Linked DNA regions of Homo sapiens: all the other regions are linked to region 1. A link is an interaction called in ENCODE POLR2A ChIA-PET data of the cell type or tissue named here. Cell type or tissue: OCI-LY7. All regions are shown on one strand.

Evidence for each region. Peaks named below come from ENCODE experiments on the same cell type or tissue, not always from the same donor. Only the 100,000 strongest peaks of a DNase experiment are listed, where the experiment ranks them.
Region 2: POLR2A ChIA-PET joins it to region 1 with 7 read pairs; 4 of 35 experiments call an interaction of 5 or more read pairs at or near these places.
Region 3: POLR2A ChIA-PET joins it to region 1 with 7 read pairs; 4 of 35 experiments call an interaction of 5 or more read pairs at or near these places.

The regions. Positions count from the first base shown.
Region 1 is chr2:213,147,552-213,150,051 of GRCh38, reverse strand. It overlaps IKZF2 (IKAROS family zinc finger 2), which reads left to right. Exons shown (of 9, transcript NM_001387220.1): 3 at 1,408-1,456; 4 at 2,240-2,344. The coding sequence starts at 1,423. Among named protein-coding and RNA genes, the nearest start is that of IKZF2, 2.8 kb to the left of the region's middle. RefSeq lists an enhancer at 716-815. In OCI-LY7, CTCF peaks have their summits at 380, 580 and 1,354; DNase peaks (open chromatin) are centred at 851 and 1,291; H3K4me3 peaks cover 1,992 bases; H3K27ac peaks cover 1,424 bases.
Region 2 is chr2:212,883,813-212,886,312 of GRCh38, reverse strand. No RefSeq gene overlaps it. Among named protein-coding and RNA genes, the nearest start is that of MIR4776-1, 41 kb to the left of the region's middle. In OCI-LY7, no CTCF peak of the experiment used is centred here; no DNase peak of the experiment used is centred here.
Region 3 is chr2:212,891,202-212,893,701 of GRCh38, reverse strand. No RefSeq gene overlaps it. Among named protein-coding and RNA genes, the nearest start is that of MIR4776-1, 34 kb to the left of the region's middle. In OCI-LY7, CTCF peaks have their summits at 1,089 and 1,291 (motif pointing right); a DNase peak (open chromatin) is centred at 1,301; H3K4me3 peaks cover 520 bases.

The DNA of each region.
Region 1 (2,500 bases):
TTCGCTTCTCCCTGACGTTTCTTTCTTTTTAATATGTGTGTGTTAAATGTGTACATTTTTAAAGAGATAAGCTCATTTGTAAAATATCCGAAGAAACTGCTCCTCTTTTAAACTTTACGGATCTCTTTCTTTAAAGCCTTATGTAATCATAATTTAAAAGAATGTGATAACAGTACAGCAGGTTGAAATTTAAGTGCTATGTAGTGACTGAGTTGGGAATTTGATCTGATTATTCCATAAAGAAAGAAATAAAAGTTTTTTTTTGGGGGGGGGGTAAGGGAGTGTGGTGGTGAAGAAGGGGAGGGGAGGGAGAAGGGAAGTGGTTTTGGAGACAAGAAGTGAAGCTGCCTGTTTTCCAGTAAGTAATGGAGAAATTCCAGGAGCCAGGGCTAAATATACTTGGCGATCAATACAGAAATGGCTCATTGTGAATAATTTAGCTGCTGGTGCAGTGAGAGTTTTGAAACTAAAGGCAAAAAGGACCAAGGCCAAAGGGGGAAAAAAAAGTAAAAATCTTCTCAGGACTTGTCAATTCTTAAACTTTTTTCCCCACAGAATACAGTTAGATTATCGATCTTTTCATTATGTGAATCAAAGCTAGGGGGTGTCATCTCATACAGTTTACTTTTGTTTCTGAGAATTATGTTCTGTTGTGTGGCGTTTGTGCATGAGAATAATTGCCCAAAGTTTTTTTTTTTTTTAAATGATTCTCTCTAGCACAACCAAAGTTTATGAAATTTTCAAAATCAGACTGTATTAAGTAGGCTTGGCATTTGTGTCCAAGCATGGTCTGGCAGGAAATTAAGGTTACATTGAACAGGTGCTTACACAGAACTTGGGGTAGGTTAAAATGTCAATACAAGTCAGGGAGTTGGCCAACTGCTGTAGAAATCTTCAAGACACCGTTGGGCACTAAGTTTTTTGTTTTGTTTTGTTTTCTTATGTTTGTTTGTCCTCCCCCTCCCTATTAGAACATGATGAACCAACTTGCAACAATTGTGAATAGAGCTATCTGTATACTGGGGAAGTCCTCAAACTGCAGTGTGATTGTGGGAAGTAGTGAATGGTAAAACACTTAAATCCCAGTTAAAGCTGACACATTTGAGCTATACCCCCTATTTTTTCTTAAACCCAATAAATTTTGATTAAGAGAGTCATTCCCTTTTTGCTCTAGCCCATCTCACAGCACACTTATCTTTCCTATCCTATCTCCAGCAGGAATCAGATCATTTGCAGAAAGAGTTCAGTGACTTGCAAATGAGCACATACAGTACACTGTGTATGTTTCTGGGCACAGGTGGCAGCAGCAACATGGACTAACTGCTTGGAGCTTCAAATAAGTTAAGAATTTAATGGCAGATACTGAAAGGAATCATTGTATTAAGGGTATAATCTTTTGTTTTGCAGCATTGCACTTTGACTATGGAAACAGAGGCTATTGATGGCTATATAACGTGTAAGTATTAGTTTTCATTGATTTGTTATTGGTAATAAAGTTGCCTTTGTATTACCTGTGTTTTAATTCCTGGATTATGAAACTTTATTGAGAATTCTGTACTCTTTTTTCTCTCTGTTCACAATTTCACCTTTGAATGAGTTTGAGAAAATGACAGCACTGAAGTGAAATAAGAAGGAAATATAGAAACATACTAAGTTAAGTAGTGTACTTAAATCAATAGTAGCTAGCAGTTCAACACTTTCCTACTTTTTATAATTTACTTTGTTGTAAGTTGAGAATAGGCCAGGTTTCATATATGTCTATTAATATGGTGTGTACTAAATATTTACTTCTCTGTAACCTAATTTTTCAGACATATTATGTGAAAGAGAATTAGCTTTCCTAACTTGACATTTCTTTAGCTACCTGTCTTTTCCATCCTCTCTCTGATAGCCAGCATTTTGGAAAATGCTCATTATAAATTCTGTGTGCTTAACAATTAAATTAGATGTTAAAAGAAAAGTTATTTCTTTCAACTGAAAGATACTTTAGAAATCAACAACTTATGTATTGAGATAATAAAGTTTTGTTAATTTTTTTTATTGTGGGTTGATTATGGCTTCTCATCATTTCATTCAACTGTATATTTCTAAATGATATTTCCTTATAGTTTCTAAGGGAAAAATGTATTACCTTACAGTTTGAAGGCTATGCATGCCATTGCGTGTATAAAGCAAAGTTAGTAATTACATCTTATGTGACAATGAATAGAAACCAAAAGATTATATTTTGTGAAAGCAGGTGACAATGAGCTTTCACCCGAAAGGGAGCACTCCAATATGGCAATTGACCTCACCTCAAGCACACCCAATGGACAGCATGCCTCACCAAGTCACATGACAAGCAGTAAGTCTTCATTTTATGATTTTTTTTTGTGTGTGTGTGTCTCTCCAGCAACAGACTTTAATTTGTTAGGTCTGTGGGGTCCTCTCACATTGTGGTATAGCTACTGTTATAGATTTTGCTAAAGAAAGAACAACACAGATTTATTCCTGTTCATTC
Region 2 (2,500 bases), 260 kb after region 1:
TTGATTTGCGTATGTTGAACCAGCCTTGCATTCCAGGGATGAAGCTGACTTGATCGTGGTGGATAAGCTTTTGATATGCTGCTGGATTCAGTTTGCCAGTATTTTATTGAGGATTTTCGCAACGATGTTCATCAGGGATATTGGCCTGAAATTTTCCTTTTTTGTTGTGTCTTTGCCAGGTTTTGGAATCAGGATGATGCTGGCCTTATAAAAAGAGTTAGGGAGGAGTCCCTCTTTTTCTTTTGTTTGGAATAGTTTCAGAAGGAATGGTACCATCTCCTCTTTGTACCTCTGGTAGAATTCGGCTGTGAATCCGTCTGGTCCTGGGTTTTTTTTGGTTGGTAGGCTATTAATTACTGCCTCAATTTCAGAACTTGTTATTGGTCTATTCAGGGATTTGACTTCTTCCTGGTTTAGTCTTGGGAGGGTGTTATGTGTCCAGGAATTTGTCCATTTCTTCTAGATTTTCTAGTTTATTTGTGTAGAGATGTTTATAGTATTCTTTGATGGTAGCTTGTATTTCTGTGGGATCAGTGGTGATATCCCCTTTATCATTTTTTATTGTGTCTATTTTATTCTTCTCTCTTTTCTTCTTTATTAGTCTGGCTAGCAGTCTATTTTGTTATGTTTTCAAAACACCAGTTCCAGGATTCATTGATTTTTTTGGAGGGTTTTTCATGTCTCTATCTCATTCAGCTGTGCTCTGGTCTTAGTTATTTCTTGTCTTCTGCTAACTTTTAAATTGGTTTGCTCTTGCTTCTCTAGTTCTCTTAATTGTGCTTTCAGGATGTCTATTTTAGATCTTTCCCACTTTCTCCTGTGGGCATTTAGTGCTATAAATTTCCCTCTACACACTGCTTTAGCTGTATCCCAGAGATTCTAGTGCATTGTGTCTTTTTTCTTATCGGTTTCAAAGAACTTATTCATTTCTGCTATATTTCGTTATTTACCCAATAGTCATTCAGGAGCAGGTTGTTCAGTTTCCATGTAGTTGTGTGGTTTTGAGTGAGTTCTAATTTGATTGCACTGTGTTCTAATTTGATTGCACTGTGGTCTAAGAGACTGTTTGTTATGATTTCCATTCTTTTGCATTTGCTGAGGAGTGTTTTACTTCCAATTATGTGGTCAGTTTTAGAATAAGTGCAATGTGGTGCTGAAAAGAATGCATATTCTGTTGATTTGGGGTGGAGAGTTCTGTAGATGTCTATTAGGTCTGGTTGGTCCAGAGTTGAGTTCAAGTCCTGATTATCCTTGTTAATTTTCTGTCTCATTGATCTAATATTGACAGTGGGGTGTTAAAGTCTCCCACTATTATTGTGTGGTCTTGTGTAGGTCTCTACACACAAGAGTGTGTAGGTCTCTAAGAACTTGCTTTATGAATCTGGTGCTCCTGTATTGGGTGCATATATATTTAGGATAGTTAGCTCTTCTTGTTGCATTGATCCCTTTACCATGATGTAATGCCCTTCTTTGTCTCTTTTGATCTTTGTTGCTTTAAAGCCTGTTTTATCAGAGACTAGGATTATAACCCGTGCTTTTTTTTGCTCTCCATTTGCTTAGTAAATATTCCTCCATCCCTTTATTTTGAGCCTACGTGTGTCTTTGCAACTGAGATGGGTCTCCTGAATACAGCACACCAATGGGTCTTGAATCTTTATGCAATTTGCCAGTCTGTGTCTTTTAATTGGTGCATTTAGCCCATTTACATTTAAGGTTAATATTGTTATGTGTGAATTTGATCCTGTCATTATGATGCTAGCTGGTAATTTTGCCCATTAGTTGATGCAGTTTCTTCCTAGCATTGATGCTCTTTACAATTTGGTATTTTTTTGCAGTGGCTGGTACCGGCTTTTCCTTTCCATATTTAGTGCTTCCCTCAGGAGTTCTTGTAAGGTAGGCCTGGTGGTGACAAAATCTCTCAGCATTTGCTTGTCTATAAAGGATTTTATTTCTCCTTCACTTATGAAGACTAGTTTGGCTAGATATGAAATTCTGGGCTGAAAATTCTTTTCTTTCAGAATGTTGAATATTGGTCTCCACTCTCTTCTGGCTTATAGGGTTTCTGCAGAGAGATCTGCTGTTATTCTGATCGGCTTCCCTTTATGGGTAACCCGACCTTTCTCTCTGGCTGAGAGAGAATTTTTCTTTTTACACCCCTTCCCTGTCAGCCCCACCAGCCTTTGCCAACACACACACACACACACACACACACACACACACACACATTGTTTAGCCAGTTCTGTTTTTCACTATATCCTGCAGTTTTAGAAGTATTTGGAGTGAGCAATTCCTAAGTCTTTCCAAAGTTGTGCAACGGGTATTAACTTGTTTCTTGTTCCTCTTACCTGCCTCTGTCTAGTATTTTGTTAAGTCAGTTACCATTCATACATCCACTTCCCACTCTCCAACATTTTGACTTCTGTTTTCTGTTGTTTCTCCCCCTGTTATTTTTATAGTGGTATTTCTTTTTTAAAAAAATTCCTGTCTGTTGTGCATTTTG
Region 3 (2,500 bases), 260 kb after region 1:
TTTTATTTTTCATTAGTTTTCAGTTACTTAGCAAAGTACTTGGCACTCAGTATCTGTTTAATAAATAGTTGAATGAAAGAATAAAATCAGGTTAGTTTCACTCCTCTGAGCCCTCATGCTTTTCTGACATTGTACAAGTTAACTGAAACAGGTGAAAGAGTTTGTTTAGGAAATAAAAAATTACCGCATTCCGCAGACTTAGAGCAGTTAATTTCTTGGGAGCAGAAAATCGTTCCCCATCTCCCACTGGGCTCAGAGGAATTCCATTAGGGCAGCCAGACAATAATCCACCAAAGCCACCACATCTCTGCTGGGCAGTAAAACACTCACAGGATTAGCTCAGTCAGTCCTGTCACATAATGGGTTTCTGAAGAGTCAGGAGCATCTCTTTCAGAATTTTTTATTTGGGGTCAGCAGGACAATTTCAAAAAGCTATTGACTTTAAAGGGACAGAACAGGCAAAAAGCCTCTTTTGAAGCACAAAATTCATTGTTCTTTTCTGAAACAGCAAACTAAATGAGATACCCATAGGATGGCAGGACAGTTTGTAGTAGCAAACTAAACCAAATCAAAACCAAAAAGCCTTTTCTTGCCCTTGCTTCATATTGATGAAATGGTTTGTGAATGGATCTATACTCTAACCATGACTGTATTTGGCATCTTTGGAAGGTAGTTTGAGTCTTAGTGGATTCGTCTGGAAGGTTCTTTGGTATAACTAAATTTATCCAATTCCATTGCATTTCTTTGACTTCCTAGGCATCTTTCTCTGTAATACATATTAAGGGTTATACAGGCAATTATAAAATTAAATAACAAATAAGTTCTAAAAACAAGTTTTAGCTCCAGTTGGTAAAAATCTTTAAAATATTAGATTTTATTTTCTTTCTCTTAGAAAAAGAGGAAGTATTCTAGAGAATATAAAAAGACTTCTTGAGTACTAAGAGGTCGTGAAGACAGCTTTGGAAATGTTATAAGCGTCAAGATTCGCTCAAGATACACCTGCTTCTCTTGCAAAAGGTAAACAGACCTGATTTTTTTTTTTTTTCAATTGGAAACAGACCTGATTTTTTTTTCCGTTGGATGTTCCAAAAATATGGAGATGTGTAGAAAGTTAATTTGGAAGAGGGTTGTTAGGATTCAATGTGAGTGACAGAGAAATATGAGGGAGTGTACATGCCTTTACCTTAGTTCCCTGACTCCTGCTTCCCCATCTTTGAGTATGGAATTCATGCCGATTTAATCAGCTTTTCTCGTGTGTGTGGTTTTTATTCATTCTGTCACCAGGTGGTGCTGCACTGTATGATGATCCTATGTGTAGCCCTCCTGTTTCGGCAATCAACAAGTTGTGGTCTTACTAGACCTCACAATTAAGAGCATAATAGAGCTGTAAGTGAAAAGCATAAGTAGATGGTGGGCTGTTACTCTCCATAAGCTTGTCTATATTTGTGCTTCTCTTTGCAGTGTAGTGTTGTTTTTTCTTAATCCCCCAAGGCAGTTTCCTTTATTTTGTCCCAATGTATTATTAAACATCACTTTATGATTTTAAAAAGTAGCTTAACTAGTTTTAAAAATCATTTGTTTTACGTTTTTCAAATTGTAATATGTCACCTTTAATTTTTGCACTCTGGTGAGATATTGTTTATTAGGCAATTCCAAACTAAAACTTACGCCATGTTGGATGTGTCATGAGAATTCTGTTAGTCTCTACCTCTATAGATATTAAGGATAAATATGGGAAAATGAAACCTGCATGAGATAATAGCATATCAGAGTTGATTAGGGCTATCGAAACTTAAAGAACTCATTATACTGGTAAGTTTTGTTGCCACCATAGAATACAGGGCATACTCATTAGAAAAAATTAATACAATTTTAGAAATCAATAAAATTTAATAATTAATTTAAATAAGCTATTATTTAAATTAATAAATTAAATAATTTTTTATTAAACAAAAATTTAAAAAACTCTGTTAGTCTGTTATGTGTTGCTATAAAGAAATACCTGAGGCTGGGTAATTTGTGAAGACAAGAGGTTTATTTGGCTCACAGTTCTGCAGGCTGTACAAGCATGGCATCAGCATCTGCCTAGCTTCTGGTAAGTCCTCAGGAAACGTCTAATCATGGAGGAAGGCAAAAGGGGAGCTGGTGTATCACATGGCAGGAGTGAACAAGAGAGAGAAGGGGGAACGTGCCCCACTCTTAAAATACCAGATGTCATGTGAAGTCAGAGTGAGAACTCACTCATTACTGTGAGGAGGGCACCAAGCTGTTCATGAGGGATCTGCCCCATGGGACCCAATCAACTCCCACCAGGCCCCACCGTCAACCCTGGGGATTATATTCAACTTGAGATTTGGAGGGTACAAATACCCAATATATATCAGAAAACAAAATTTATTTTGCTAGTAATTTATTAATAAGGTAAATTTCAAAGAGAGCATTCCAGACCAGATAAATTATCAGATTTTGATGTAGATCTCCCTTAAAGTATATTTTCAAA